2 separate regions of the Mus musculus genome follow, and region 2 is linked to region 1. A link is a loop called in an ENCODE intact Hi-C map of the cell type or tissue named here. Cell type or tissue: left cerebral cortex. All regions are shown on one strand. Each heading gives the region's core, and the rest is flanking DNA. Links, peaks and the distances in the headings are about the cores only.

Region 1 (17,126 bases), core at 4,634-12,633:
GGAAAACTAAAACATAAGGAGGGAAACTATACCCTAGAAAAAGCAAGAAAGTAATCTTTCAACAAACCTAAAAGAAGATACCCACATGAACAGAATCCCAACTCTAACAACAAAAATAACAGGAAGCAACAATTAATTTTTGTAAATATCTCTTAGTATCAATGAACTCAACTCCCCAATAAAAAGACATAGACTAACAGTCTGGCTAAGTAAACAGGACCCAACATTTTGCTGCAAACAAGAAACACAACTCAGGGACAAAGACAGACACTACCTCAGAGTAAAAGTCTGGAAAACAATTTTCCAAGCAAATGGTCCCAAGAAACAAGCTGAAGTAGCCATTCTAATATCTAATAAAATCGACTTTCATCCTAAAATTATCAAAAAAGACAAAGAGGGGCACTTCATACTCATCAAGGTAAAATCTACCAAGATGAACTCTCAATTCTGAACATCTATGTTCCAAATGCAAGGGCATCCACATTCATTAAAAAAAAAAACTTTAGTAAAGCTCAAAACACACATTGCACCTCACATAATACTAGTGGAAGACTTCAACTACCCACTCCCATCAATGGACAGATCCTGGAAACAAAAAATGGCAGAGACACAGTGAAACTAACAAAAGTTTGAAACAAATGGATTTAACAGATATCTATAGAATATTTTGTCCTAAAACAAAAGGATATACTCTCTCCTTAGCACCCCATAGTACCTTCTCAAAAATTTACCATATAATCGGTCACAAAGCAGGCCTCAACAGATACAAGAAGATTGAAATAATCACATGCATCCTATCAGATCACCACAGACTGAGGATGATCTTCAATAACAACATAAATAATAGAAGGCCAACATTCATATGAAAGCTGAACAACACTCTACTCAATGATAACTTGGTCAAGGAAGCAATAAAGAAAGAGATTAAAGACTTTTTAGAGTTTAATGAAAATGAAGCCACAACATACCCCAATTTATAGGATACAATGAAAGCAGTCCTAAGAGGAAAATTCATAGCTCTGAATGCCTCCAAAAAGAAACTGGAGAGAACATACACTAGCAGCTTGACAGCACATCTAAGAACTCTATAACAAAGGAAGCAAATTCACTGAAGAGGAGCAGGAAATAAGCAAACTCAAGGCTGAAATCAACCAAGTGGAAACAAAATGAATCAACCAAACCAAGAACTACTTCTTTGAGGAAAATCAACAAAACAGATAAACCCTTAGCCAGACTAACTAGAGGGCACAGGGACAGTATCCTAATTAACAAAATCAGAAATGAAAAGCGAGACATAACAACAGATCTGAGGAAATCCAAAAAATCATCAGATCCTACTACAAAAGCCTATACTCAACACAACTAGGAAACATAGATGAAATGGACAATTTTCTAGACAGATACCAGGTACCAAAGTTATTTCAAGATCAGATTAATGAGCTAAACAGTCCCATATCCCCTAAAGAAATAGAAGCAGTCATTAATAGTCTCCCAACCAAAAAAAAAAAAAAAAAAAAAAAAAAGTCCAGGACCAGATGGATTTAGTGCAGAGTTCTATCAGACTTTCAAAGAAAACCTAATTTCAATACTCATCAAACTATTCCAAAAAAGAAAAACAGAAGTTGCTCCAACATATAATAAGGACACATGATCCACTATGTTCATATCAGCCTTATTTATAATAGCCAGAAGCTGGAAAGAACCCAGATGTCCCTCAACACAGGAATGGATTGAGAAAATGTGGTACATTTACACAATGGAGTACTACTCAGCTATTAAAAACAATGAATTTATGAAATTCTTTGGCAAATGGATGTATCTGGAGGATATCATCCTGAGTGAGGTAACAAAAGAACACACATGACATGCACTTACTGATAAGTGGATATTATCCCAGAAGCGCAGAATACCCAAGGTACAATTTGCAAAACAGATGAAACTCAAGAAGAAGGAAAACCAAAGTGTCGATATTTTGATCCTTTTTAGAAGGGGGAACAAAATACCCATGGAAGGAGATACAGAGACAAAGTGTAAAGCAGCGACTGAAGGAAGGACCATCCAGAGACTGTCCCACCTGAGGATCCATTCCATAAACAATCACCAAATCCAGACAGTATTGCAGATGCCAACAAGAGCTTGCTGACAGGAGCCTGATATAGCTGTTTCCTGAGAGGCTCTTTCAGTGCCTGACAAATACAGAAATGGATGCTCACAGCCATCCATTGGGTGGAGCACAGGGTCCCCAATGGAGGACATAGAGAAAGTATCAAATGAGCTGAAGGGGTTTGCACCCCCATAGGAAGAACAACAATACGAACTAACCAGTACCCCCAGAGCTCCCTGGGACTAAACCTCTAATCAAAAAAAGCACATGGTGGGACTCATGGCTTTAGCTGCATATGTATCAGAGGATGGCCTAATAGGTCATCAATGGGAGGAGATTTGTTCTGCAAATGTTCTATGCCCCAGTATAGGGGAATGCAGGGCCAGGAAGTGGAAGTGGGAGGGTTGGTGAGCAGGCAGATGTGGGAGCAGGTAGGGGATTTTCAGAAGGGAAACTAGGAAAGGGACTTATATTTGAAATGTAAATAAAGATAATATCTAATAAAAAATTACACAGTTAAAAAAGATATAAAAATGGAAGGTAGTTTTCTTACTTTGTGTCAGCAGTAAATTAAAACTTTATTTTGAATTAGGAAATACACAAAGGCTCTAGGTTGGATCTGCCCTGTGGGCATCATATAAGCCCCTCAGCAAGTTGCAGTCCTACTGTCGAGTGAAGTCGTATCAATGTGAATGATCAGAGACATATTCTCATATTGCATCACCAACTTCTAGTGTCAGGAGTGGGGTGGTGACAGCTGAATCCTTTGTGATAACATCATGGCTTTTATCACTAGGCTACTTCCCCCATACCCTAATGCTGGCTCTTGACATCCATATCTCTAGCATTCCCAACAGTTGTCTAAGTCACTTATGCCTTGGAATAAATTCTTTTCTGTTTAACACACATAAAGTTATGTTTTCTTCCCAGAACCAATCTTCAAATGAAGTAGGTAATTATTGAGACAATTATTTTAGTCCACAAAGAAGAAAATTTTATCAACTTCCTGATTTTTCCATCTGTATTAGTTACCTTTCTGTTGCTGTGATAAAATACCATGGAAAAGGCAACATACAGAAGAAAAGTTTTATTTTGTCTTATGGATCCAGAAGGATAAGAGTTCATCATGACTGGTAGCTATGGTAACAATTGCCCAAGCACAGAAGGAGAAATGGATGCCAAGAAATAGAGAAATGGATCCTATGCTTCAAAAATAAAGCAGAGAAAGACAACTAGAAGCAGGCAAAATGCTTTTCTCAAAACCTGTTCCCAGAGATGTATTTCCTCCATCAAGATTGCACCACCTAAAGCTCTCTAAACAGTGCCACCAACTGGAGGCAAAGATTCAAATGCCTGATACTACAGAGGACATTTCTGATTCAAAGTATTACAGACCCAAAGGTTTGTGACTGGGTTGGTATCCACCTCGAGAGGCCATTTAGAGGCTGAATAACCCAGAGAGCTAGGATAGAAACTGATTTCTAATGATATTCTGCTATACTCATAGATTGGTGCCTAGTCTAATTGCCAGCAGAGAGGTTTCACCCAGCAACTGATGGAAACAGACACAGATAACCACAGCCAAACATTAAAGGAGCTAGGAGAATTCTGCCAAAGAGAGGAAGAAGGATTGTAGGAGTCAGAGGGGTCAAGGACACCATAAGAAAACCCACAGAATCAACCAACCTGAGTTTACAGAGGCTCCCAGAGACTGAACCAACAACCAGGGAAACTGTGTAGGACTGACATAGGCCCTTTACATATATGTTACAATTGAGTAGCTTTGTCTTCTTGTGGTACTCTTAACAGTAGGATCAGGGGCTGTCTCTAACTCTAACTTTTGTCTGATTTCCTCCTATTCCAAGCCTCAGTACTAGGAGAGGTGCCTAGTCTTATTGCAAGTTGATAACCCATTGTTGCTTAATATCCATTGCAGGCCTGCTCTTTCCTGAAAAGAAATTGAGGAGGAGTGGATGAGGGTAGAGGGGAGGAACTAGGGGGAAAGGAGGGAAGGGAAACTGTAGTCAGGATGTAAAAATAAAGAGAGGAGGGTGGGGAGAAAGAGAGAAAAGGAAGAAAGGAAGAGAGAAAGAAAGAAAGAAAGAAAGAAAGAAAGAGAGAGAGAGAGAGAGAAAGGAAGAAGAAGAAGAAGAAGAAGAAGAAGAAGAAGAAGAAGAAGAAGAAGAAGAAGAAGAAGAAGAAGAAGAAGCAGCAGCAGCAGCAGCAGCAGCAGCAGCAGCAGCAGCAGCAGTGGAGGAAGAGGAGGAAGAGGAGGAGGGAGGGAGGAAGACAGAAAGATGAGTATATATATATATATATATATATATATATTAGTTTTAAAAATACTACAAAGCACATCAATATTTTGTGTGTTAGTTTTAAAAGCTAAAAGCTAAAGAAATAATAAGAAGAAAAATCTGTTAACCAGTACTTACCTCTTCTTGGCTCCAAAACAGAGGTAGAGGTTTTATTGAATATACACATCCTTTTAGATAACTGTATATGCCACTTTAGAGGTCTTCTGTTTTTCTCCTTCACACAGATTTCAATATCCAATTTTCTTTTAAGAGTGTAACAAATGCATTGACATTTTTCCTACACACACACACACACACACACACACACACACACACAAATGGTTTGAAGATTAATTGAATATTTTTTATTTTGATCAGCAGAAATCATTGCAAACTAATCCAAAATCTAAAATTGTTAGTGCCATATGTGCCATTGATTTCCATCTTGCCAATTAAATAAAGGTTACCGCCTGGGTGCTTCAAAGATTGCCTCTCTCCCTAGGCACCATCCACAGTGATTCAACTTCGCCAGGGTGCTCCTGCTGGTTGTCCTCAGATTCCCTCTCTAGGGAATGAATGGCAAGCATGGTGCCTTCTGGGAAGTCTACACTTAAGGAATGACATAATTGCTTGTGAGTAGAACCCCAGTTTGCTCACTAGAAATGCTTGTTTCTTTTGCTTCCCTAAAGCTGCAAGGATTATTCAACAAATATTTACTGAGCACCTATGATAGTCCAGGCATTAGGCCAGCCATGAGAAATGCTATGAAAAACAAGATCTGAGGCTATGTTTAGTCCTCTGGAGAATTTGAGCTTGAGCCGATGGTTACATATCTAGTTTTAGCACAGCATGGTTATATCTATGAATGGAATGTTATCTGGTACCAGAGGCAGAATAATGTGGAGGGGAAGAGATACCTGAGTGGCCACATAGAGAAGCAAGTGGCTCCTGGACCCAAAAAAGGAGAGAACATCAATGGGTGGGAGGTCTGTTGAGGTTCCTAGAGGAAGTGACTGGTTGTAATTGGGGCTGGGTATAACCACGACGCATGTATAGAATTTTCGATGAATAAATAAAACCCCAAACCAATGACAAACATCTGAGCTATGACAGGAATATGAGACAAATCTAACCCTGTCCTGGAAAATTCTAAGACTTTATTGAACTGCTATAGAAGGAATAGGGGTAAATTTGATGACTCCTGGGTGCCCATTTATGCTAAGTGTTTCTGTGAAGGTGTTTTAAGTAAGACGCCATTTGATTTGGGAAGTTGAGAAAGTTAGATTGTCCTCATGATATATACAGGCCTCTTCCAAAGTTAAAGATGTAATAAAGAAAATGAGCTAGCTGTCCTCTCTAGTAGCAAGGAGTACCTCTTGCCTGACTGCTTTTGAAATGAGGCATTGGTTGTTTATCTTTATACTGAGCCTCAAGCTTGCCAGAGGCAGATCTTAGGCCTTGACAGGTTACACTCTTCTGAGAGCCAGTTCTTTATAGTGATTCTTCATGCCTTTACATAGTGCTATTGTTCTATGACTGTGGGACCATCCCAAGTAACACAAGTAGGTTGTCTTAAGAAATGGTTATATAACAAAAAACAGGACTAGTCAGTAGATCCTGAAGGTCGTTTCCAAATATTAAGAACAACATCTGTTATATAACATTCTGATGGTTGTAATGGAGGGAGGCTATCTGCTTCCTGCTTATTTCTTGAGTTCTAAGACTTGAACCTGAATGTAGTTCATTTATCCTGATGTCCCTTTACACAGCAGGTGCCACTGCTGTCCTCAAATTGCAGAAACAGGATTGAGGCATGGACGAGTAGCTTGCCTAGAGTGGCATAGCCAGAAACCAGCAGGACACTGAGTGGAGCCAGACAATCACACCTCCAGGCTTTCATCCTCTCACTGTTTGAGGATATTGCACTTGACTCTGCAAGCATCTCCAAGCTCATAGCTATAGCTTCACTTTGTCATTTTAGATAAGCAAGTCTGTTTGGAGGATGAAGGTAAAACTTAGACAATAGGAGTGGAGGGCACTGAAGACAGCTAAGTGGAGACATGGGTGAGAAAAACACCCAGCCTAGGATAGTAGTCCCTGCAAAGGAAAACAGTTGAGGATCCAAAGCTGGTCACCACAACCATAATTTGTAAATATTCAGATCCTGAGGATCAGAAGGAGAAGGTAACCCAGAGTGAACATAACGAGTGAACTAAGATGCATCTTGAGGGAAAAGGGTAAGACAGGGGAGATCGGGGTCAGGAAAATACATTTTAGAACTGACATTGTTTTCTGGGACAGCCCAAACAAGTTAGCACTAGCTGGGTGATTTATAACCATAGAAATATACTCTTGCACTGCTCCAGAGACAAAATAAATACTAGAAATCAAATTGTCAGCACAACTACCCTCTGTCAAGAGGCTCTGCATAGAATTCATCCCCTGCCCTTTTTGGCTTCTGGCACTTCACCATTGCTTGGCAATTCTTGGCTGTGGATCTCTTCACTGTAGTCTTTGGTTCCCTCTCCTCCTTACCCCCAGGAGTACATGTGTATTAAATCATTCTCTACCTCTCATTATAAGCACACTTTGAAAACACTTCCAGGCTATCTCAACATCCTTATTTAACCACATCTATTGAGATTTCCAAATTAGAGTCCCAGGATTAGAGTCGCTTAAATTTGTTTGGCCATTATTCAACCTACTATAGGAGTCATCTGAATATGAAATATTGATAAGGAAGGACAATCATTGCCCAGGGTGAAAGACAGCAGATAGAAATCTCAGTGGAGAGCAGTGGTGGTGCATGCCTTTAATCACAGCACTTGGGAGGCAGAGGCAGGCAGATTTCTGAGTTCAAGGCCAGCCTGGTCTACAGAGTGAGTTCCAGGACAGCCAGGAACACAGAGAAGCCCTGTCTCAAAAAAAGAAAAAAGAAAAAGAAAGAGAAAAAGAAAAATGAAAAGAAAAAGAAAAAGAAAAGGAAAAGGAAAAAGAAAAAGAAAGAGAAAAAGAAAAAGAAAAAGGGAAGGAAGGAAGGAAGGAAGGAAGGAAGGAAGGAAGGAAGGAAGAAAGAAAGAAAGAAAGAAAGAAAGAAAGAAAGAAAGAAAGAAAGAAAGAAAGAAAGATCTCAGTGGAGAAGGAATTCAAACCCTGCTTGATGCTACATGAGTTGTCTTAGTCACTATTTTATTGCTGAGAAGACACATCATGACCAAAGAAAGCATTTATCTAAGGGCTTGTTTACAGTTTCGGTGATTTAGTCCATTATCACCATGGCGGGGAGCATGGTGATATTCATAGTGCTGGAGCAGTAGCTGAGAGATACATCTTAATCCATAGGCAGAGAGAGAGAGAGAGAGAGAGAGAGAGAGAGAGAGAGAGAGAGAGAGAGAGAGAGGGAGGGAGGGAGGGAGGGAGGGAGGGAGGGAGGGAGGGAGGGAGGGAGGGAGGCAGGGAGAGACTGGACTGTTGTGAACTCTTGAAACTTCAAAGTCAGCACACTGACACACTTTTTCCATCAAGGCCACACCTCCTAATCCTTCTCAAATAGTACCACTCTACAATGACCAGGCCTTCAAATATATGAGTCTATAGTGGCCACTCAGATTTGAACCACCACATAAGTGTACCTAACCACATTGCCCTGTCTTTTGGACATCATTTGCTCTGGTGTTAAATGGCTAGAGTTTGACATGATTTTCCTTTAAGTAGAAAATATTAAGTATATATTTCACTACATGTATACAGAGTCTCTTGTAGGCTGTAATTATTTAATAATAATTACAGAATAATTGCTTAAATAAAAATATTAATATATAAAGATAAATCCAAGACAAAATTACCCATAATACTGACATTGTACCAAGTGTATGATTTCCATTGTATAGCAGTTTCTAGTAATGTCTATATTTGGCCACAATTCCACTGAATTTTCTAATACATGTTTATTTTGAAACATCATCATTAGGGCTTCAGAGATGGGTCAGAGATTAAAAGTGCTTATTATGCTTACAGAGATGAGGGTTTGATCCCAAGTACCCTCAGGGCACCTCATAAAACACTGATTGTAACTCCAGTTCCAGAAGATCCAATACTATCTTCCAAACATTTTAAATATAATCATGGTGGTATTGCATCTTGCTTTGTTTTTTCAACCAGCCTTTACTCCCTACCTTGCCCAAGCTGCTACACTGTCATTGTACTCCATGTGTGAGGCGCCCCTACTGTTGAGTGATGACAGCTCTCAATTGCAGAAGGAATCCACCTGGAGGGTTTCTGGTGAGTTTTTCTATTCTAAACTTAAGAATATAATTCCTACAGAGATGAAAAAGAGATTGGCAAGAAGATACTTAAGGGGACTTCTCATGAATCTCTTATTTTTAGGTAAAGCTTGAAATAATACTAGAGAGTTAAACTATGTTCTATATTCAATTTGTTCAACTTCCCACTCGAGCCACGTCTCAACAGTCGCTGCCCTGAGGATGAAATCACACTCAGTCATATCTGCTTTAAGCCACATTGACATCATTTTCCACAGCATAAAATAACTGCTAGGATGAAGTCTTAGTGTCAGTCAGCTCCTACTTTACATAGAAGTGGAGAACATAATGCCAGGCTGCCCCACTTTTCTGCAATAAATAGCTATCTGAATATAACTGGAAAATTCTGAGACATTCTAGGAAAGCTATTTATTCAACTTGGTCTTTTTTTCCCCCCTTTGAGTAGACTTTCTCCTTAAATAACCTCATAGTCCTTGTAACATGATAATACCTATACCAAATCTCCTATTTCTTTATCAGAACCATGACTACCACCATTTTCTGCTCCCCCCCCCCCGCACCTCTCACGCACACACACATACACACACACACACACACACACACACACACACACACACACACACACAAACTGATTGGATTTTCAAGGTATGTTATAATCCATTTTGCTCAGTACATTTGAACTCTACCACCACTATAATTAGCCTTTACCACCCCTCCTCTTCAGTATGAAGCCAACTTGAAATGATCACTCTTACATATTTTGCCCCATGAAAAAGAAAATACAGAAATGTAAAACATGAAATCTAGAATACTGACTGTCTGCTGTGGAGCTAGATCTCCTCTGTGCAGGGGCTTGATGATATCACTTACTTATGGCCCACACAGGTGCAGAGCTGCCTCCGCACAATGCTCAGCATGCCACAGACTGACACAAGCCAACTCATCCTTTGTTTTGTGTCTGTAGTCAGATGATATTTTTCTGATGTTCAAAAGTTGTGGGTAACTAATTTAACATCACTCTTGCTCAATTCCATCATGCATTGAAAAAAATGGATGGAGATCATGGTGCCAAGCTCATGTTAAGAGGGCAGCATCAAATGGACCATGTGGGAAGCAAGAGAGTGTTCAGTGTGTCTTACTAATACTGCAGCTCATTATTTTATGGAGCAGTTTGGTTTTCTCTCCTGATTGTGCCATTTTACCAGGATATCTGTGAAGACAGATTGCTCTGAGCCCCTATCCATCTGTAGAAGCATTCATTAGACATATTTTCCTGACCTGGTACATGCTCACCCTGCATTACCCTGTTGTAGCAGAGGGAAAATCCAAGTTGCCTAGTGAGACCATGTTATACGTGAAGGTATTTGATAAATTGGGAATCCAATTATAATCCAGAGCTGATGAAGGTGGCTTGCCAATTCAGGGGTAGGCATTGAGGCCCCAATGATAGGGAGGCCCATGTTAGGAAACTGGGGTGTATACCAGTCTCCCAACAAGCAGAGTAAAGCCAACAGCTTCTGAACCTCCATCCTAGCATGCAAGAGGAGACTGCTTGGCACTGTGTTAGTTCTCAGCTTCCCCGGGATGACCTGACCTTTCAATTTTACTTCTCTGTTTATCTTTACTGTGTATCTTTGGAAGCTGTGATGCCAACCTAACAGACCTCAGCAGCAGATTCATTTTCAATTGCATAAAGGGCGAAATGAGGAGCGGTAGAGCTGTGGAAAATATGAAAAGTATCTTAGATTTAGAGTATAACTTAAAAATAATAATCTTTGTCCTTACAGCACCCAGTTTTCATATCTTCAGATTCAAAATCTTCCTCAAATGTGGAAAGCTGGGATCTAGAAAGATAAAATGTGTTTTACCCAGGAAGAATTTGAATTACCCTATTCTGAGAAATCCCTTAAGGACTTTATTATATGATTTGCTATCTGCATTAATTCAATTAGCTACATCATTGATCACGTTAACAGTGCAATCTATGCAAATGGCCAATCTTTACCAAATCATAATCTGAATTTAAATTATGTAAGGCTCTGGAGTTTGATATGTCATCTCAATTTTTACCCATAATAAACCTCCAATCTGATTACTACAATGCATGTATGTATATTATGAACAGGTACAGTAAGTAGTGTGTTAATGTGAGAGGTTTATGTTCAAAACAAATAGATCAAAATGGCTACAGAGCTGGCAAGTGGCAGATGGGGAACTTGAAGTCAACACTTGTGATTCTCCATCCCATATTCCCCCAGAGCCAGTTTATTTGGAGGGAAGGAATAACTCATGATGGGGGGGGGGTCTAGTCATGATCATAGAGGTAGACTATCTAGAAATTGATACATGCCAGTCTGGGGAAGAAACCCAAACCATCATGGACAAGGCTTTAGAGCAATTTGGTGGCTATTGGGTTTAGCTATTATCAGTACTATTGTGATCCAGGTTTCTTTGGACCAAAAATCTGGTGAAACAAAATTTAGAATTTACTTTTGTTTTCCAGGGTGTAACCATGTTTTCCCAAATTAGTTTATGGCTATAAGAATACTAAATGCAAACTTAAGTATGTAGGCCCTTTCTAAGAATTGTATTCTCGTGGGTACTAAAGATTAACTATTATCCAATTTTTTTTTCAGAAGACAAAAATGTAAAAAGGAAGCCTATGAGAATACCTGAGACCAATATCTATTTCTGCAAACACTTCTTATGTTTTAATAATAATGCCTTAGAAATAGATTAAAAGCAGGTGCTTGCGGGAGAAAGGTTAAATACAAAACTAAATTTACTATGCCTGAACATTGTCAGCCAGTGATATTAATTTACTCTTACAGACACAACTTTAAAAAGTTACATTAACTATGACATGTTGCTCTAATCAGCACAACGTTATTGCCTATATCTTGGCATTCATCTTTGCTAAGAGGTGTTCACGATTTTATATTTTAATTTTGTTTATTAGCTCAATTGTATGTAAGTGAAAAACAGTAAAATCTGGGGGAATTACAGACACCATACTTCTCTTTTTCCTCCTGCTGCAGCTTGTTTACAGTTGGATCTGAGGTATGAGTAGTCACATGGGAATAGGCCGGAAACAGGGTAGCCAAGGTCCTTTCTTTCTCTTCTCGCATACCAAACACCTTTAAAATTACAACTTCAAGTTCACGCCAACATGGCAACTCCTAAAGGTCTACTCTTCTCATGGGTTCTACTTTTAGTCCCCAGAAATTGCTCTTGGAATATCACCTTGATTTCCCAGGATGCTACGTGATGTGACAAAGGGCAGACAGAAGGACATGAGTGTAAAGCCTCCGTTGTCATTCACTTTTCCTAGCTCTCTCTTGAGTTCTCTCACTCTCTCACTCCCCTTCCCACCCTCCCTCCTCCAATTCCTACCCCTCTCCCCATGTATACATTCAGAGTAGAAGTCTAAGTATTTATCCATGCATTTGTCAGTTATTTCAGTTTTAAAAGAGTGATCCAACACACAAATCCACCCTTGTTTTACTGACTACTGGTCTATGCTGTGTAATATGTGTCTATGTAAATGTGCATTAAGAAGTGGGTATGTCCCTTAAGCTTCAACTTACTCCATTTAGAAGATATATAGTCCACACCCCCGGAACTCAGGACAGAAATTCCAATCGTCAAACTAGCTCCTCACTTGTTCTAAGAATTGATTCTTTTTCCTAACACTGAAGTCCTTTCTTGCTGTGTTGTTTCACGGCTACTGCCCATCAAAATAGTGCCTCTACAAATTGATATGTTCTAATCCACACAGAGAGAACTTAAAAAGAAAAGCAGAAACTTCACAGATTTCAAATTAAAATGGGAAAGTCCCCAAAAAGCAACAATAAATTACCAGCAACTCTAGGTCTATCATGTGCTGAGACATAGGCAAAGCCCTTTATACAGGTAAAATGCCGTGGGTAAAAACAGCAATTCAGACAGTTGGCTGTTCTGTCCTGGATCGCACAGAAAGGACACAGAGCATGAGCTGGGATCTCTCCAGGTCCAATGCCCATGCTCTTTCCCTTGGATAGGGTGAGGACTTCTCAAATAATATTATCATATATTTCATATTTGTTATTTTCTCCCAGCATTACAAGGAAAGTCTTCAGTTGTAGAAAAAATAAATGGCACAGCTAGTTAAGTACTTGTAAAGCCATTGTGATATGTACTGAGTTCCTCTCTGAGACTGAGACTATAGCAACACATCAAACCTCAGATCTCACATTCATGGCATTTCTCCTCTGGCCAATAGACACACATATGAAAGCTGTAACATGGATGCTGAGTATACCAACAACAAAATCAGGCTTTAGCTCCTGACAGCTCAGTTACAGAGACAGAACATGAATGCATGCAGTAAGGAGAAAAGAGGATCTTGTTTAGCTTTAAGGCCAGCTAATCTCTATCAGAATAGGCATGAATCAATCCAGTTGGAAACCCATCCCAGATCTACCAACTGGCCACATTGTCTTTCCTATTCTGTACCTCTAGGCTAATAAGCCATATTTTCTTGCTTTGGAAGCAAGTCTTTCCCAATGAGTTTTTGGGAAGCTCATAATGCCACCCCCAGACCTGCTGGCACCAGAGGAAGACATAGCAGCTCCAATCTGCTCTTTCCTTTCAGGCATCCTAATTGGAAGTCCTGCCTAGAACACATGGGCAGAGCAGGAGCCAAGAGAAGAACAAAGGACACTTGCTCCAAGTGTTCCTTCCCAAGCTTATCAAGGATCTTGGGTTCAATTGAGAGATTCAACAGTGTAAAGTGCTGATTGGAGAATGGACAGCATGCAGTGAATGTCATGTCTTAGGCAAGCCCTGGGCATGAGAAAAGAAAGGTTGCCTGCAGCAATTTTAGAGGAAACTAAAATAGAAGCTAAGAGATAAAGATAAAATGGATCAATGAAAATTAGGGGGTGAGAAAGCCATACCTCTGGGCCTTCCTACCCAATGCCTCCCTAAGATTTAAAAATGCTGAAGGATACTAAGGCTTTTATTTCCCTACCATTACCCCATAAATATATGAAGGCCATGTGTACCTATTATCCTAAGAGCACTGAGGCATAAGTCTGGATCTTGCAAGCCAAGGTCTAATGTAAATTTGTTAGTTACTTGCCTTAGTCAGGATTTCTATTGCTGTGACAAAACACCACAACCAAAAAGCACATTGGGGCCAGGCGGCAGTGACACATGCCTTTAATCCCAGCACTAAGGAAACAGAAGCAGGCAGAAATCTGTTAGTTTGAGGCTACCCTGGTCTACAGAGCGAGTTTCAGGACAGCTAAGGCTGCACAAAGAAACCCTATCTCAAAAACAAACAAACAAACAAACAAACAAATGAACAAAACAAAAGCATACTGGGAATGAAAGAGTTTATTTGGCTTATACTTCCATATTGGTATTCATCATTAATGAAAATCAGGACAGGAACTCAAACAGAGACGGAACCTGAAAGCAAGAGCTGATGCAGAGCCCGTGGAGGGGGTGCTGCTTAGTGGCTTCTCAGATCTTTCTCAGCCTGCTTTTATATAGAACCCAGAACCACCATCCTAGGAATAGCACTACCTACAGTGGGCTGGGCCCTCTCTCATTGATCCTAATTTTGAAAATACCCTTCAGCTGGATCTTATTGAAGCCATTTTCTCAGGTGACGTTCCCTCCTTTTAGATAACTCTACCTTACGTTGGCATATACTAACCAACAAACTAGTCTTGAAGATATATTGTTATATAAGAAGTCCTGATTTTCCCTATTGTAAAATTGGGCACATAGAGTGGGCTATAGCCAGGCCCTTTCTTGTGTCTAAGGACTCCATTTTTTTATTTTTCAGCTCTCTTATTCTTTAAAAATGGCATGCGTATAGTAGTAGTAATGTACTATTGTCTTTGAAAACAATAATTTGCTCTGATTTTCAAAGGGATCCCCGATGTTGAGGAAAATATCCACGAACTGATGAACACTAAGATCCCTTCTAGTGTCCAAGAGGTTTTTATGTTGACATGTGGTTCCCTATTGGAAATCAGAAATTAGAACAAAGGAATTCACTTGCGCAGTCTCTAGGAAAGTAGCCATAGTCTCTAGACTGTAAAACTTTCCCTCAATATCTAGTCCACCTTACTTCCAGCATAGGGAGATCTTTGTTACAAGGTTGTATTTGGAGTGCTGAATTTCTTAGTTTCTCTATCACTGACCCTCTTAAGACCATCATGTTGGTTTCCCAGTAACCTATATATTCTCCATTCCTCTTGGTCCCCATTAAAGAAGTACAAATCTAAGTTATCATTATAGAATGTCATGTACTACATATTCCTTGGGAAAGTTGAGTGCTATAATGCAAAATCTGATCAACAAGGGGCTGAGAAGATGACTAAATCATTAAAGGACTATTTGCACAAGCACGAGGACCTGAGTTTAATCTGTAGTACCTACATAAAAGTTGATTGTAGGCCAAAACCCCAGCTCTGAACAGCAAGCTCCAGAGATAAACTAGTCCAGTTGAATCTGTGAGTTCTGGGTTCATTGAGAGATTTTTGTCCCATATAATAAGGTTAAAAGCTACACTGGGAGACATGCAGCATTGATGTCTAGCCAGGTATCGGGTCCATCTCACAAAGTCAACCTTAGATCCAATTGTAAAATGATTGGTAATTCCCCCAACTGGCATGCCATTATTGTATTTTAAACCTCTGTTTTGATTATGTCTACTACAGTCTTTATTCTTTATTTTTATGAGTTTGTCTTAAGTATGTTTATGCACAATATGATCTTGTATAGATAAAACTCTAAAAGCTCCAACAAAACTCAGAAGTAATAAAAATTTCAGTGAAACCACAATCTACAAAATCAACTCACAAGTCAGCAATTTTCCAATATAATATATAAATAAATAAAATATATAGGAATACACTTAATGATGGAAGCAAAAATATCTACAATGAGAACTTCACATACTGATAAGAGACACCAACAATATACAAGTAAATAGAAAGATGGTCGCAATTTGCAGATGAGAAAAATCGATATTTCTAAAAAGTATCTGTATGACCCAAATGAGCATACTGTTCAATGCAATTTCCAGAAAGGAAAATGTTCAGTGTTATTCCACACAGAATTTTAAAATTCAATCTAAAAACTTAGAGGAAACTACAAAAGATTTCAAATAACCAGAGAAAATCTGAACTAAGATAGCAAAGCAGAAAGTGTCTATCCCTGAATTCCAAACTCATGACAAAGCTGTAGTAAATAAAACAGCCCGGTACTGGTATCATCATCATCAACACACACCCACACCCACATGCACACGCACATACAAACAGAATGTGGGAAACTTGTGAAACACATAAATCCCCAAACCACATTTCTTTATAATGCCCCACCAGTTATAAATACCAACTCAAAAAGTTTACTAAGGACCAAACTATGAAACTCCTGTAAGAAAATATGAGAGAAGTACTTCAAATTGATTTTTTTATATGAACCCCAAAGCACAGGAACAAACACAAAAGTTAACAATTAGAATTATGTAACACCAAAACACTTCTGCACAGCAATGGAAATATAAACAGAGTGAAGACAACAGACTTCACATGAAGGTAACAATCACAATGCTATTCTTATGACAAGGGGATCAGGGCTGGAGAGTTAGCCCCAATAAAATAGGTGTTTGTCTCCAAACTGAAGACCTGAGTTCAATCCCTGGGATCAACAAAGTGGAAGACAGAACTGATTAATGCATTAATGCAGTTTGTATTCCAGCCTCCATACACATACTGTGGCATAAGCACATGCAATGTGTGTATATATATAACATTTTATATATCCAGAATGTATAAGGAACTTAAATTCAACATAGTATGCCCCCCAAATTTTCCTACTTAAAAACAGCCAAAAGATCTGAATAAGCATTTATTTTCAAAGAGATGGTCAAATAACAACAGACATGAATAAAAATAATGTTCAACATCGTTTTGAATAATATAAAAATGAAGATCAAAATGATGAGCTTATATCTCAGTCTAGTTGAGATGGCTATGATGAAAAAGGGGGAAAGATCCTTGGGAAGTAGCTTAGTCAGTAAAATGTTTGACACAAAACCACAAAGATAAGAATTCAAAACCCCAGAAAACACTTAAATAGCCAGGTGTAACAACAAAACACTAAATAAATAAAAGTACAACAAAAGTACATTAAATTAAAATTTTTGAAGAAAAACTTTAAAGTCAGGTGCAGCTGTTCAACTACTCAGGAGGTAACAAGAGGATGGTCCCTGGACTCACTGGCCAGGCACGCCAACTAAATCAGAAGCCCCAGGTTCAGTGAGGTGGAAGAGAGCTTGAGGAAGACACTTGACTGTGACCTCCAGCCTCCATATGCATTCACACTTGCATGCACACATATACCAACTAAGTAACTAAGCAAGGAGCATTACCTGGTAAG
Region 2 (17,126 bases), core at 5,561-13,560, 310 kb before region 1:
ATTTAGAAAAGAACTCAAGTGTCAGAAAACAGGATATCATGAAATTGAGATATGTATATGGTGCAGAGTGTGGGAGAGAGGGTTTAGACATGATAGCTCTTCAATGCCTGCTATTGTATTGATACCACCTCTCTCTCTCTCTCTCTCTCTCTCTCTCTCTCTCTCTCTCTCTCTCTCTCTCCCTCTCTCTCGGTTATGGGCACCAAGTATTTAGCACACACATTGTCTCTCCTCATTCTCCCCCCACCCCATCTCTCAGCTGACATGAGCTGTGAGGAGTGGACATGTTAGGTGTTTAAAAGCATCTGGATATTTAGGAAACCCCAGACCCCAAATATCAAAACAAATCTTTAAATGAGAACCTCAGTTCTGAGCCATTTATTTTTAACTCTGGTTGACTTTTTTTCTCTCTTATTAAACAGATTTTTAGCCTCTGTGGCCAGCATTTGTGCACAGGAAGGAATTCAATTATTGACATGCATGGAGGAGTTTTAGCATTGGGCCCTGGATATCAGCCAATGAAATTAGTCATCTCGAAAGGTAACTGAGGGTACTCTTGGCCTCAGGGTTGCAAAAGTAGTTGTGTGTGCAAACGGATTACTGAACTAATTTTGGAAAATAATAACAATAGCTCTTGCTAACATTTATTGAATTCTAACTATGAATCATGCAATCAAAATTAATTTATGTTGTTTCATTTACCAGTATAACTTTATGTGTTGGGAACTGTTTTTGACATTTTATAGTTAAGGGGGAAAACTCTAGTCTAGAGTATTCAAACAACTTACTTACACAACGCCATAGAAACCAAGCGCAGCAAAGCTGAGATTTGAGTCACAGATCCAACCTAGTTGGCCCTTATATCCTGTCTTTTATGCTGTACCATCAAAGCAGACATATAAAGCCTGCACTACCCAAATGGAGTGAATGCAAGTCACAGAGGAAGAAGTTTATCTCTCCCTTTCTTCTTTTGTATCCATACCCAGAGCCCAGAGAAAATCATGTACCCATGATTTCCTGTGTTGACTTTCAGGGTCACCTCCTCTTGTCTTTCTTGGCATCTCTTCTCTTCCATGTGAGTAACAGAATGGTGAAGCCTGCAGGCATGTAGGTGTGAGATCTTGTGAAGGATTGTGGGAGGTATACAAACTGTTTTATGTTCTCTGCAGGAAGAAACAGCACTGAACCCTGTGGTGATCAAAGGACTGCATGGAAGACTGGGAACAGAATTCACGGAGGTGGGGAGAGAAACCTAGTAAACAAGCAGGGATACAGATGTATCCTGAGCTAAACCCCAGAACGCAATTAAACACCAACAGCTCCTTTGGAACTGACACAGGGATCATAATCCTTTACAGTAGAATGGTGGGTTCGAGTTACAGGTATGACAGGGTCCAAATAGGTATCATGTGTGTTCCTGCTGGTTTACAATGACTTGTCTTCTCAAGACAGAGATAGCATAGTACTTTGACAACTTAAGGCATTGATTTGGGAGTAACCATTGAGAGCTTATTGTATTCTCTCTTTCAAAAGTAAATTCTCAAAGAAATCAATTTACTAAAAATAAAAGACACTGAAGATACATGTCCATAGTTTTCTGTGAACATCATACATTATGTCTATAAAGTTTTTAATTTGCCTAATAAAATTGTGTTTGCTAAGAAGTTTAACATATGCCTACCCATAATGAACACAGTTAATGTGAGATTGTAGGTGGAAAAACACTGTTCCTAAATCGTTTATACTGAGCTAAACCCTCAGAAGCAATTGGCTGGAGAGGACACTTGCATCTTAAGAATATTCCATGGGATAGAGACATTATACCTCATATGTACACCAGAGTGACAGTCTTACCCCAACTAAAGTCATCCTGCCCATCTGCAATAAAATTTCCATTTTCCCAGGCCAGGCACACAGACTAAACATTCAACAGTTGTATGCACTCAGCAGTCTCAGGACTTTGGGGGGTGGGTGGGTGTTTAAGGAATCACCCTAGAGCCAATTCATCTTCATGCTTCAAAGACTTCTCATTGAGAAGTACTCCAAATGTTTGTAACTATTTTAAGATTAGTTTTCTTCTGGAAGTTTAAATGTAAACTCAAACAAATGTTTTCTGATCATTTTTGCTTTAACGAGCTTAAAGTTCACCTCATGTTCTGACTGTAGGTTTCAAACATAAATGGATTTTTTTTTTTTTACTTCTGTAACTTTTAAAATACTTTTGAAGGGCTTCCCTCTTCCAGCTCTTCCTCTGACATTGTTTGATAGGTTGTTTGATAGGCAAAGTCATTTAAAAGATAAATTGAATAGTTTTTTTTTTCCGGTTTCCATTATAAGAAGTCCATCTTTGAGACAGAACAGAGACTGAGGGAATAGCTAACCAATGATTGACTCAACTTGAGACCCATCTCATGGGAAAGAGCTAACCCCTGACACTATAAATGATACTCTGAAGCTTGCAGACAGGAGCCTAGAACAACTGTCTCCTGAGAGGTTTCATTCAGCAACTACTGGAAACAGATGAAGAAACCTATGGCCAAACATTGGGCAAAACTTGGAGAATCTTGTAGAAGAGTGGTAGGAAGGATGGAGCGAACCAGATGGGTCAAGTATACCACAGGACCTACAGAGTCAACTAACCTCGGCACATGGGGGCTCACAGAGACTGAACCACCAACCAAAGAGGATACATGAGCTATGTCTCCTATATATAAGTAGCAGATGTGCAGGTTGGTCTTCATGTATGTCCTGTAACAACTGGAGCAGGGGATGTCTCCAACTCTGTTTCCTACCTTTGTATTCCTTTCCCCTTTCTGGGCTGCCTTATCTGGATTGAGTGGGATCAAAGTCCTACTTCAAATTGATGTGCCAGGGTGGGTTGATACTCAGAGAAGGCCTTCCCTTCTCTGATGAGATGGGAAAGAGAGAATGGGCAGAAAGGCAAGTAAGGGTGAGACTGGGAGGATAGGAGGGAGGGGGAGCTGCGATTGGGGTGTAAAGTTAATAGATAAATTAATGAAAAAAATCCATCTTGGAGTTGTTTTATAGAGAAAGGGTCTATCGTTGTAAGCTAGCATGAAAACATAGGTACAGTAGAGAGAGTTGTTCTATTATTGTTCCTCACATTCTGTTTATATGGCTCAGGTGAATCATTCTTTATTTGGCTTTGGTGATCATTTCTTTTTCTAAAACTTTCTACTGGTATTGGCAAAATTATAGTAAGAGTTTCTCTTATGACCTTCAAGGAAAAAATTACCCATGTATTAGGATAATCTAAAATTGTTGTTCTCATAATAAAATATTGCCTAGGCACAAGTCCCTTCTGGTCCACTCCAGCACCGGAGTGCCTTGCCAGTGGGGTCTGCGGACACCTGCAAGGACCCACACAGGATCCCCCATGGGATCCTAAGACCTCTGGTGAGTTGAACACATCTTCTGCCAGGAGGCAGGTTAGAACACCAGATATCTGGGCACCTTCCCTGCAAGAGGAGAGCTTGCCTGCAGAGAGTACTATGACCACTGAAACTAAGGAGAGAGCTAGTCTCCCAGGTCTGTTGATAGAGGCAAACTTAATCACCTGAGGAACAAGCTCTAACCAGAGACAACTATAACAACTAGCTTCAGAGATTACGAGATGGCAAAAGGCAAACGTAAGAATCCTACTAACAGAAATCAAGACAACTCACCATCGTCAGAAAGCAGCACCCCCATCCCACCTAGTCCTGGGCACCCCAACACACCCAACAAGCTACACCCAGATTTAAAAGCATAACTCATGATGATGGTAGAGGACATCAAAAAGGACTTTGGCCTTTCTCTACACAAAGAATAAACAGGCTGAGAAAGAAATTAGGGAAACAACACCCTTCTCAATAGTCACAAATAATATAAAATATCTTGGCGTGACTCTAACTAAGGAAGTGAAAGATCTGTATGATAAGAACTTCAAGTCTCTGAAGAAAGAAATTAAAGATCTCAGAAAATGGAAAGATCTCCCATGCTCATGGATTGGCAGGATCAACATTGTAAAAACGGCTATCTTGCAAAAAGCAATCTACAGATTCAAACAATCCCCATCAAAATTCCAACTCAATTCTTCAACAAATTAGAAAGAGCAATCTGCAAATTCATCTGGAATAACAAAAAACCGAGGATAGCAAAAACTCTTCTCAAGGATAAAAGAACCTCTGGTGGAATCACCATGCCTGACCTAAAGCTTTACTACAGAGCAATTGTGATAAAAACTGCATGGTCCTGGTATAGTGACAGACAAGTAGACCAATGGAATAGAATTGAAGACTCAGAAATGAACCCACACACCTATGGTTACTTGATCTTCGACAAGGGAGGTAAAAACATCCAGTGGAAGAAAGACAGCATTTTCAACAATTGGTGCTGGCACAACTGGTGGTTATCATGTAGAAGAATGGGAATTGATCCATTCCTATCTCCTTGTACTAAGGTCAAATCTAAGTGGATCAAGGAACTTCACATAAAACCAGAAACACTGAAACTTATAGAGGAGAAAGTGGGGAAAAGCCTCGAAGATATGGGTACAAGGGAAAAATTCCTGAATAGAATAGCAATGGCTTGTGCTATAAGATCGAGAATCGATAAATGGGACCTCATAAAGTTGCAAAGATTCTGCAAGGCAAAAGACACTGTCAATAAGACAAAAAGACCACCAATAGATTGGGAAAGAATCTTTACCTATCCCAAATCAGATAGGGGACTAATATCCAATATATATAAAGAACTCAAGAAGGTGGACTCCAGAAAATCAAATAACCCCATTAAAAATGGGGCTTAGAGATGAACAAAGAATTCTCACCTGAGGAATACCGAATAGCAGAGAAGCACCTGAAAAAATGTTCAACATCCTTAATCATCAGGGAAATGCAAATCAAAACAACCCTGAGATTCCACCTCACACTGGTCAGAATGGCTAAGATCAAAAATTCAGGTGACAGCAGATGCTGGCAAGGATGTGGAGAAAGAGGAACACTCCCCCATTTTTGGTGGGATTGCAAGCTTTTACAACCACTCTGGAAATCAGTCTGGCGGTTCCTCAGAAAATTGGACATAGTACTACCGGAGAATCCAGCAATACCTCTCCTGGGCATATATCCAGAAGATGTCCCAACCGGTAAAAAGAACACATGCTCCACTATGTTCATAGCAGCCTTATTTATAATAGCCAGAAGCTGGAAAGAACCCAGATGCCCCTCAACACAGGAATGGATACAGAAAATGTATATTTACACAATGGAGTACTACTCAGCTATTAAAAAGAATGAATTTATGAAATTCCTAGGCAAATGGATGGACCTGGAGGGCATCATCCTGAGTGAGGTAACCTAATCACAAAGGAACTCACACAATATGTACTCACTGATAAGTGGATATTAGCCCAAAACCTAGGATACCCAAGATATAAGATACAATTTGCTAAACGCATGAAACTCAAGAAGAACGAAGACCAAAGTGTAGACACTTTGCTCCTTCTTAGAATTGGGAACAAAACACCCATGGAAGGAGTTACAGAGACAAACTTTGGAGCTGTGAGGAAAGGAATGACCACCTAGTGATTGCCATATCCAGGGATCCATCCCATAATCAGCTTCCAAACACTGGCACCATTGCATACACTAGCAAGATTTTGCTGAAAGGACCCAGATATAGCTGTCTCTTGTGAGACTATGCTGGGGCCTAGCAAACACAGAAGTGGATGCTCACAGTCAGCTATTGGATGGATCACAGGGCCCCCAATGGAGGAGCTAGAGAAAGTACCCAAGGAGCTAAAGGGAACTGCAACCCTATAGGTGGAACAACAGTATGAACTAACCAGTACCCCGGAGCTCTTGTCTCTAGCTGCATATGTATCAAAAGAGAATCCCATTGGACTTGCAAACTTTATATGCCCCAGTACAGGGGAACGCCAGGGCCACAAAGGGGGAGTGGGTGGGTAGGGGAGTTGGGGGGGGGTGGGTATGGGGGATTTTGGGGATAGCATTGGAAATGTAACTGAGGAAGATACCTAATAAAAAATTTGAAAAAATAAAATATTGCCTAAATAATTTGTTATAAGAAGTATATTATAAAAGATGTATAGTAGCACATACCTATAATATGATTACTTGGAGGCTGAGCAGAAGGATCATTGTTCAAGACCAGAAAAAAGGGCTGATGTTTAAGCAATGTGATTTTAAGAGAACCAAAGGAAGTGATAGTCTGGCCAAACAGCAACCAATTTCTCTTTTTTGAATACTGCTGCAGCCTTCATTGTGGTTTCAGGACAGCCCAGAGATGCAGCATAAGAGAGATGAAACCCCATCAGAAGCCCTGCTGCAAGGACATATGTGCTGTTCTACCTGATGCCTCCAAGGATGCCCTGGCTTCACCACCCATCTTCTCACCGACATGCACTTCCCTTATTTCACCTTTCTTGATTCTATACCCTCTCTTCTACTATCCAATATGAACATCTAGTCGATAGCTTGTGGACCTTATTGAGAAATTAGGTTTCCAACTTGTAATGTGTGATCAAATATGACTTCAGAAACATCTGCTCTACAGGACACTTAACATAGTGAGACATTAATAAATTGACCAAGGACTTTTAATCCTTGACAAGGATCATTGGAGATTGCTGAATAGTCAGTCTGATATAATTGGTAAGTCCTGAGGTTGACTTCTGACTTCCACATGTGTTGGCACACATACACACACATACATGCATGTGCACTGACACACACATGCACACAGAGGAGAGTGTGCAAGTGTTAACCTCAATACATGTATACTTATCAAACATCATCTAATCACTGCATATATTACTGCATGTATTGTGTGTGTGTGTGCGTGTGTGTGTGTGTGTGTGTGTGTGTGTGTGTGTGTGTGTTCAGGAATGGTGTAGTTAGTTCTCAAAAGATACCTTTGAGTAGTCATTTCTCTTATTTGTACCTGTTTTCCTGGGATGAAATTCAGTCACCAGGTTTCTGTAGCAAGAACCTTTTACCCACTGAGACATCTCACTGGCCCCAAAGACACTATTTCCAAGTGGACAGAAAAAGGATAAAATGGTACAAAGCAGAATCTTTTGGCTGTCAGAATCAATGCTTTATTTATTATTTAACCCCAAAACATCTTTTCCAAAGAGGGAGTACATGTTTTCATGGAAGGCCATGCTAACAGGAAGAATATTTGCTCTCCTGCCCAGTCCACAGTAAACGACACTTTCGCCCTTTGTAAGAGGATTTCTTTTGCTTTATTTTAGTTAAAGTAAACTGTGCTGATCCCTTGAGCTCTGAGCCTTCCTTTGCCCTGTGGCTCAACAAAGGGGCCCCTTGAACAGGGCAGTGCATGCAAAGAGGAGGGTAAAAACATAGGAAAGTAGAACATAAGGCAAGACCAGGGCTATATGCAGTGTGGGGATTACTGGCCAGAGAAGACAGTTGAAGTAGAGGGTTCTGTGGTAACTCAGAAGAACAATTCTAGAATATTAAGTGTATTAGATGAACAATATCAGAGAGGACTGCTGACAGGAGTCACTGCCATTTTTGTGACTGAATTTTTGACACAGGTGCCACCATTATTACTTTTTCAGGTCTGCTCTAGAGGCTTGCACCTCAGTCTGGTAGTATTTGAGAGGTCTCCAGCTGTCGTCTGAAATCGCTGACAAGACAGATGTAGTGGTTTTTTTTTTAGTGACCAGAACTTTTTTTTTTAAAATTAGGTATTTTCTTCATTTACATTTCCAATGCTCTTATCAACTTAACAGGGTTTAGAATCACCACAGAAGCAAGCTTTCAGGCCTCTCTGAGGGGCTTCTGGATTAGGCTGATGGTGGTGGAGGAAACCACCCTAACTGTGCCTGGCTCCATTCCATCGGTAGCATCTGAACGGAGTAAAATGGAGGGAGAGATCTGGGCATGGCATTCACTGCTTTCTACATCTCAGGGGGAAGCACTGAGAGCAGCTGCTTCACTCTCCTCTTGACAGACATAACTAACTACCAGTCACAGGGACAGTGCCCTTGAACTGTGAGCCAAAACCAACACTTCCTCAACCTGCTTGTGCCTTGCATTTTTTCAAAGCAATAAGGAGAATAATACAGCAGGAAGTGCAAGCAAAGTCTGCTTGTCTTAGTTTTCTTAGCATCAGTGCTGAGCAGGAATAAAGTGTCTGAGACCCCCACTGGACATAATCCCCTGTTAACGTTCAACTAAATTCTCCATGAACATGGATATTACAAAAATCTAACTTATGTTGTCATTTATACTCTATGGTATTGTCTTCCCGAGGACTTTTCAGTCCTTTTAAAACTTGTTTCCCTCATTATGAACTTAAGAGATACTATGTAAATTTCCCCAGATTCAGCCCAGAATGCGGTTACCAGAGTACATAATCTTCAGTGCTCTGGTGCTGAAAGGAAACATATCATTCTAAAATTAGCAATGGCATTTCACTAAAGAGTAAGCCTCATACGGTTTCACAGATGACTTAAAACTTTTGTCTCTAAAATGCTTACAGCCCATAACCTGAATGTCAAGTTTCACAGTGTGGTATAACTGCTTTCCTAACACAAAATAGAAACCTGTGAAAATGTGGAGGTGTGACAGATTGCGGTGCAACATTTACAAGTTCTTCCCTTAGTTAGGATACAGTCTTTCCATTCATAACTTGAGCAAACCCCTTAGGCTTCTCCTGTTGAGCCAGTGTGCAGTTGCTCAATAGAATGAAACGTCCATAAAAATAGTATATTTGTATTTGGGGCAACCTTGGATGATGTTTGATAGGTATACATGTATTGGGGTTAACACATGCGCATTCTCCTCTGTGTGTCAGTGCACATGCATGTATGTGTGTGTATGTGTGCCAACACATGCAGAGGTCAGAAGTCAACCTCAGGACTCACCAATTATATCAGACAGACTATTCAGCAATCTCCAATAATCCTTGTCTCTAGTTCCTTACAACTATAAGCATATTCTACTCTACGCAGATCTTTTAAAAATTAATACCTTTATTAATTATTTTAAAATTTCAATGTGTTTTAGTCTTCCTTTTACCCTCTTCTATCCTCACTTAGATCCACTCCACCTCTTACCCACCAGCCTCATGTTCTTCCCCTCCCCCATTTTATTAACTAATAATGTCCAATTTGTGCTTGGACACCCACTACTCCTTTTGAACACCTCTGGTCTAACTTGGAGCATGATGGATTTACCAGGAGTCATAGCCCTAAAGAAAATACACCCAGGTTTTATGTGAGATTCAATGATTGAATTAAGGTCTTCACTCTTATACACCTTGCACTTTACCAGCTGAACCATTTACCCTGCTCCCAAAAGTGCCAGATTAAGAAATAAAATTAGACTGTTCACCAACCATAATAAATGTACACGTGGAATAACAAAATAACGGGAATTACATTTGTATTTTGAATTGTTTTAAATGTAGTATTAAGCTATTTTCAATGTAGTATTAAACCTAATATTTAGGTTTAGCACATATTTAATACAAACTCTAACTTGATCCTAAACCAAGTGAAGCCAAGTTGTGACCCTTGGTGTATTGCCAAAGAAATAAACTTTGCTCAAGTGAATGGCAAGTGCGTTTATATAAACACAAGTGCTTTTGTATTTACTTAGTACCACTGAACCCAGGGACTCTGCCCTGAGTTTACCTAATGCTTCCTATAAGGTATTCACAGTTCAACTCCTGCCTTTTGTTACAGATATTACTTCCTACTGGTGAAATCACATACTAAGGAATTATCTCTGTAGTTCAGCCCACACAGTAAATCTCTGGTTTGCTATCTCTCAGTCTTCCTCAGTCTCAAGCACTTCAAAGCTAGATATGACCTCAAAGTTAAATACCAATTATTATTTGTGTTTATTAGATGGAGCTCACCCATGAAGAAAGCTAGCATAGTAGCTTTGCACTTAATCTTTTTGATAAGATTATACACTATAGAATTTGAATACATCTTTATAAAGATTTATGCTACTTTCCAGAATCTCCAGATGTCTCCCTGTATTCTTGCATCTTAACCCCGACTTATAATTTAGAAGCTTTGTTGGTATCTTGCTTCCGGTCCTGACAAACAGAGATGGAGAATTCAGTGGTGGGTTCTTTCACTTTCTCATAATAGCAGAGCCTCTAACAGTTCTCACGCTGGTGAATAAGGAAAGATTTCTTGGCTGAGGAAATAACTATTGGAACAATAATGATGAAACTGGTACTTCTTTTTATCAGCAATTAATTGAAAACCAGATGCCAGGTGGGACATTTGCACTTCCCACAGTCCTGGCAGCAGAAAGTGTTTATGAAAGATGTCCCACTTATAGTTACAAAGGCCAATAGAACAGGTGCACTTGAGCCAAGTTTGAAAAAAACAACAACAAAAAAAGAAACTACAGTTCATATCAGGACAACAGTATTCTCTAGGCTAACTAGAGAAAATATGGTACTGGAAAGAAAAACTGAATTTCTATTTTTTTTTCAGGTTTCAACTTTAGTGTAGAATATTTGGTCACTTTGTCTTGGGATGGTGAGTGTTTTCCATTTAACAGAATCTAGAATCACTCAGAACACAGGTCTCTAGGCACTCCTGTTGAAGGTTATCATAGTAGCCTTGACTGAGGTTGGAGGATATACCCTCTGTAGTTGGAGCTGTGATCCTTGACTGTATAAAGGGAGAATGAGAGCTGGGTAGAAATTCATACACTTGGGTTTCTGTTGGTGGCTGTGATGGGTACAGCTACTTGAAGATTCTGTGATCTGGATGTCCCTATTATGGTGCACTGTACTCTTAAACTGGAAGCCAGAATAAACCCTTCCTATCCCAAGCTGCTTGTGTCAGAGTATTTTATCAAGGTAGTAGGGAAAGAAATAGAGACCGTCATCCTAGCAACTTCACATCAAGCAACAGGAAAATCTATAATACGCTTGAATAATAATGTTTAGCTATTCTCGAAGTCACGGCTGATGATTCTAGAATCCTAAGGTTTTAAAATTAATCCAGTATATAGCAAATAATGTGCACATAGATTATTTGGAACAGATAGATAATGAATCAATTAAATGGAAATACAAACAAATATACATATGTACAAGTCTTCATAAAAGACATTGACTATCCTTTTTATGTAAAATTTTCTATAGATCTATCATTTCACATAATAAAGTAGCTGCAAAGAAATTCCAAGTTAATAAAGTGCAAACATCAGAATGTCTATGGGATAAATAATTAGCCTTTGTTGTGACTTAGACATTCAATTAAAAGATGAGGTTAATGAAAACAGTCCTGGATAGACTAGACCTATACAAAAAATTATAAATCTCAAGTAAAATGTTTGACAAGGTATGGAAAATAAAGAGTGAAGATATATTTCCCAACATGTGTGTCTATCATAAAATTCTAAATTTTATTGGTTAATATATAGAATAAATGAAATATCTTGAACTTCTAGGTAGAGCAATAAGACAACAAAAGGAGATCAAGTGGATGCAAATTGGAAAGGAAGAATTCAATGTATCACTATTCGAGGATGATATGGTTATATACATAAACAACCCAAAAAATTCTACCAGAGAACTCCTACAGCTGATAAACACCTTCAGCAAAGTGACTGGATACAAAATTAACTCAAGAAATCAATAGTCTTCTTTTATACAAAAACAAAACAAAACAAAACAAAACAAAACAAAAAACAAAAACAAAAAAACCAAAAAAAAAAAAAAAAAAAACCAGGCAGAAAGAATTGAGGGAAACACCACCATTTGCAATAACCACAAATAATATAACATATCTTGGTGTAACTCTAACCAAGCAAGTGAAAGCTCTGTATGCCAAGAACTTCAAGTCCTTGAAGAAAGAAATTGAAGAAGCTATAAGAAATGGAAAGATCTCCCATGCTCATAGATCCGTAGGATTAGCATAGTGAAAATGGCCATGCTACCAAAAGCAATCTAAGATTCAATGCAGTCCTTATCAAAATTCTAACACAAGTTTTTATAGACCTTGAAAGAACAATTTTCAACTTCATATGGAAAAACAAAAAACCCAGGATAGCAAAAACAATCCTGTGCATTAAAAGAACTTCTGGAGGAATTGCCATTCCTGACCTCAAGCTGTACTTCAGAGCAATAGTGATAAAACAAACAAACAAACAAACAACAAACCACATGGTATTGGTCCAGAGACAGACAGACAGGTTGATCAATGGAATTGAACTTAGACCCAGAAATAAACCCACACTCATATGGACACTTGATTTTTGACAAAGAAGCCAAAACCATACAGTGGGAAAAAAGGGAGCACCATTAACAAATGTTGCTGGTCTAACTGGAAGTCTGCATGTAGAACAATACAAGTTATTCCATATTTGTCACACTGCACAAAGTTCAAGCCCAAGTGGATCAAGGTCTTCAACATAAAACAAGATAGACTAAATCTCATAGAGATAGTGGGAAATAACCTTGAACACATTGGTACAGAAGACAGTTTCCTAACAGAACACCTGTGTCTCAGACTGTAAGACCAACAATTGATAAATAGGACCTCATGAAACTGAAAAGCTTCTATAAAGCAAAGGATACTTTCAGTTGGACAAAAAAAGTAGCCTACAAATTCAGAAAGGATCTTCACTAACCTTACATGTGGCAGAGGGCTAATATCCCAAATACATAAAACTCAAGATGTTAGACTCCAAGAAACCCAATAACTTAACTTAAAAAATGGGTTGCAGAGCTAATCAGAGAATTTTCAACAAAGGAAACTCAAATAGCCAAGAAGCACTTAAAGAAGTGGTCAGCATCCGTAATGATCAGGGAAATGCAAATCAGAACAACCCTGAGAATCCACTTTCCACCAATCAGAATGGCTAAGAGCAAAGATTCAAGCGACAGCACATGTTGGTGAGGATTTGGAAAGAGGAACACTCCTCCATTGCTGGTGGGATTGCAAGCTTGTACAACCACTCTGGAAATCAATCTGGAGGTTTCTCAGAAAATTGGAAATAGTTTTACCAAAGACCCAGCTATACCATTTCTGAGCATATACCCAAAAGATGTTCCACCATATCACAATGACACTTGATCCACTATTTTCATAGCAGCTTTATTTGTAATACCAGAAACTGGAAACAACCCAGATATCTCTCAACCAAAAAATAGATACAGAAAATAATGTGGTTTATTTATACAATGGAATACTATTCAGCTATTAAAAACAAGGGCATCATGAATTTTGCAGACATATAGATGGAAGGAGGAAATATCATCCTGAGCAAGGTAACCCAAACCTCAAAGGACATGAATGGTATATAATCACTGATAAGGAGATATAGCCATAAAGCATAGAATACTCATGATAAACTCCACAGACTCCCAAAAATTAAATAAGAAGGAAGGCTCAAGTGATAATGTTGAATCACACCTTAGAAGGGGAAACAAAACAGTCATAGGAGGTAGAGGGAGGGAGAGAAGTGAGTGGAAGAGGGAAGTGGAAGGGAATAGGGAAAGCAGGCATGGAGAGAGACAGGAGAGATACCAAGAGTGTCAAGAGAACGAATGGAATTCTGCACCTGCCAGTGGTATGGGCTTGGGGGAATCTTTAGAAAGTCCTGAGATGGGGGAGGCTCCCAGGCGTCAATGTGAGCAACCTTTACCTAGATGCCTAACAGTGGGGACATGCAACCTAAAGAAGATACCTCCTATACCAGGTAGGACTTCCAATGGAGAGATAAGGACCACAGCCCTTATAAATGAATGAATGAATGAATGAATGAATGAATGAATAAATAAATAAATAAATTGGAACTCGTCCCATGGGCAAGCATCAATTCCTGACATTATAAGTGACTCTGTTATGCTTGCAGACAGGAGCCTAGCATAACTGTCCTCTGAGATGCTTTATTGAGCAGCTGACTGAAACAGATGCAGAAATCCACAGATAAACATAGGACTGAGGTCAGGGACTCTTATGGAAGAGCTGGGGGAATAATTGAAGGCCCTGATGAGGATGGGAACCCCACAGGATGACCAATAGAGTCAACTAACCTGGACCCCTGGGAGTTCTCAGAAACCAATCCACCAACCAAAGAACACACACGGGGTGGAATAAGGCCTGCAGCACATATGTAGCAGATGTGCAGCTCAGTCTCCATGTGGGCCTCCCAACAACTGGAGTGGAGACTCTCCCTAAAGCTCTAGCTTCATTGTGACATCGTTTCACCAACAGGGAGGGCTGCCTTATCTGGCCCCAGTGAAAGAGGATGCACCTAATCTGGCAGACTTGATGAGCCAGGGTTGGGAGATACTCAGTGGAGGAGCATCCTCTCAGAGAAGAAGGGGAGGGAGATGTAGGAAGGGTCTCAGTGAGGGGGAACCAGGAGAGGGCCAGCCCTTGAGATGTTAATTAATCAATTAATAAGAAATTTTGATGATGGGAGAAAATGTACAGAGGAGAAGTAAACTAGGTCTATTCAAAATAATATAATTAGATAATATAAATCCTGTGATTAGAAATAGCCAGTTATTTTTTCATACTCTGCTAGATACCAGGAAGTTCCAAATGAAGATGCTGGTAGTAGATCCTGTGACTGTTTAGGCTCCCCTCCTTCTTCAAAGTTGTGTCCTAGTTTATCAGGAGTGACTGAGCTCCCTCAAACTTCCCTTATGAAGGCACTAGCCCCATTCACAAAGGCTTAGCCTTCAGTCATTTCTTAAAGTCCTTACCTCCTAATGCCAGGATCTCAGAGATAGGATTTTAATGAAGGACTTCTGGGGACACATACATTTAGATTGCAGAAAAAGATAAATTTCACTCAAGGATGTTTATAAAAAAAAGATTGACCATTGCTTTAAAATTAGAGAGAAAAAAGTGGAGATTTTTTTTTCACCGGATATTTTAAAAATGCAGTGATTAAAGCAATCTGTTGCTACAGTAGAGTACTAGATCAGTGAAGTTAAATGCAAAACACACACATTCACACACAAGAGTAAATATATAATTAGTTCATATTTATCTATCAGCTATCTCATAAATACATTTCATGAATACAGAAATATTTATAGCTCTAATGAATATGTGTACATGTGATTAGAAGTACATTACTAATATATAAAAATAGATATAGCATATTAATGAAACATGATATTTTATAAAAATACTTCTAAAAATTCAGTATATATGTAATAAAAATTTCAAACATTGGTGGAAAATGTGCTACTTAATAGGTATTATGGAAAATCAGGTTATGTACTATGTATTATTATATTCTAAAAAAAATTGTATTTATATGCTAATAATTAAACAATAAATATCATGCATGTGAATACATAATTATTCTATTTAGAGATGATTTATTTGATAAGCATAAAATAATAAAAATTATAATAAAAGAATGCCTGAATTTTCAAAAGATACCTAAAAAATACCAAAAAACTTTGAAAATGTAATTCATAAATATTTGTATGATCAACATACAAAGACCTTATGGAAAATATCCCAAATGAAAAATATTCTCCCTTTAAAATCTAAGTAGATAATTCACAAGAGCAAATACATAAGAAGAATCAAATACATGACTTATTTTGAGTATGTCATAGAAATTTCATTTTCTTTTTTTGGGGGGGGGGAGGGAGGAAAGGGTTTATTTGGCTTACACTTCCATGTTGCTGTTCATCACCAAAGGAAGTCAGGACTGGAACTCAAGCAGGTCAGAAAGCAGGAGCTGATGCAGAAGCCATGGAGGGATGTTCCTTACTGGCTTGCTTCTCCTGGCTTGCTCAGCCTGCTCTCTTATCCAACCAAGACTACCAGCCCAGAGATGGTCCCACCCACCAGGGGCCTTTCCTCCTTGATCACTAATTGAGAAAATGCCTTACAGCTGGATCTCATGGAGGCATTTCCTCAACTGAAGCTCCTTTCTCTGCGGTAACTCCAGCTGTGTCAAGTTGACACAAAACTAGCCAGTACAATTGACCCCTTGTCAACTTGACACACAAACACATCACTAGTAAGCTTCAACCCTTACATTCTTATTCATCCCCAAGGTCTAAATAACTTTAAACATCCCACAGTCTTTACATATTCTTAAATTTTCAATCTCTTTAAAATATCCATCTCTTTTAAAATCCAAAGTCTTTTTACAATTAAAAGTCTCTTAACTGTGGGCTCCACTAAAATAGTTTCTTCCTTCAAGAGGGAAAATATCAGGGCACAATCACAATCAAAAGCAAAAATCAATCTCCAACCATCCAATGTCTAGGATCCAACTCACAATCTTTCGGGCTCCTCCAAGGGCTTGGGTCACTTCTCCAACCATGCCCTTTGTAGCACACGCACCATCCTCTAGGCTCCAGATACCTGTCCTCCACTTCTGCTGCTGCTCTTGGTGGCATCTCATGGTGCTGGCATCTCCAAAACACTGCATGACCCCTTCAGTCCTGGGCCGAAATTTCATTTTCAAGTCAGATAGTTTTTCCCCAAACAAATTTCTAAATATTTCAAATATTAATGTTAAACTAAATATATATATATATATATATCATATATTACATATTTATATACTATATATTTTATATAAACAACACATAAATATTTAATATTCAATGAAATATATTGACAAATGTTTAATTAAATATCAATAAATACACATGTATATTAATGTTTTATATGGTATAGATAAGCATTTGGGTATGTACTGTCTTCCTTAAATTTGTTTACAAGGTTTCTTCAGAATCTTATGTATATTCAGTATAATATTCTAGAATAATAACGCTACTTTCTTAGAGGTGTGGATATACATCTAAAAATATTCACAAACAATAGCAAAGGATACATATGGATATATTAAATAAGTTAAAGAAAGGATTTTTCAATACTTGAAGTCATTCTAACAAACAATCACTTGTGATATCATATTGAGTCAAGAAAAGACAACATTAAAATTATATATATGTTAATGAATTTTTACTGGATAGTTTATTTATTTACATTTCAAATTTTATCCCCTTTCCCGGTTTCCTCTCTGCAAACCCCCTATCCCATCTCCCCTGCCCCTGCTTCTGTGAGGGTGCTCCCCCTCCCATCCACCCACTCCTGCCTATATTTA

Evidence for each region. A loop is a pair of places that touch in the nucleus more often than their neighbours do. Peaks named below come from ENCODE experiments on the same cell type or tissue, not always from the same donor. Only the 100,000 strongest peaks of a DNase experiment are listed, where the experiment ranks them.
Region 2: it touches region 1 in a loop (2.3-fold over the local background); 2 of 42 quality-filtered maps call a loop at or near these places.

The regions. Positions count from the first base shown.
Region 1 is chr1:76,501,488-76,518,613 of GRCm38, reverse strand. Mir6343 (microRNA 6343) reads right to left here and starts at 9,054; the gene lies at 8,971-9,054. It overlaps Gm17751 (predicted gene, 17751), which reads right to left. Exons shown (of 5, transcript NR_038013.1): 5 at 16,586-17,126. In left cerebral cortex, for the core only: a CTCF peak has its summit at 8,658; DNase peaks (open chromatin) are centred at 5,019, 6,298, 8,929 and 9,580; H3K27ac peaks cover 432 bases.
Region 2 is chr1:76,813,283-76,830,408 of GRCm38, reverse strand. No RefSeq gene overlaps it. Among named protein-coding and RNA genes, the nearest start is that of Mir6343, 310 kb to the right of the region's middle. In left cerebral cortex, for the core only: no CTCF peak of the experiment used is centred there; a DNase peak (open chromatin) is centred at 8,585.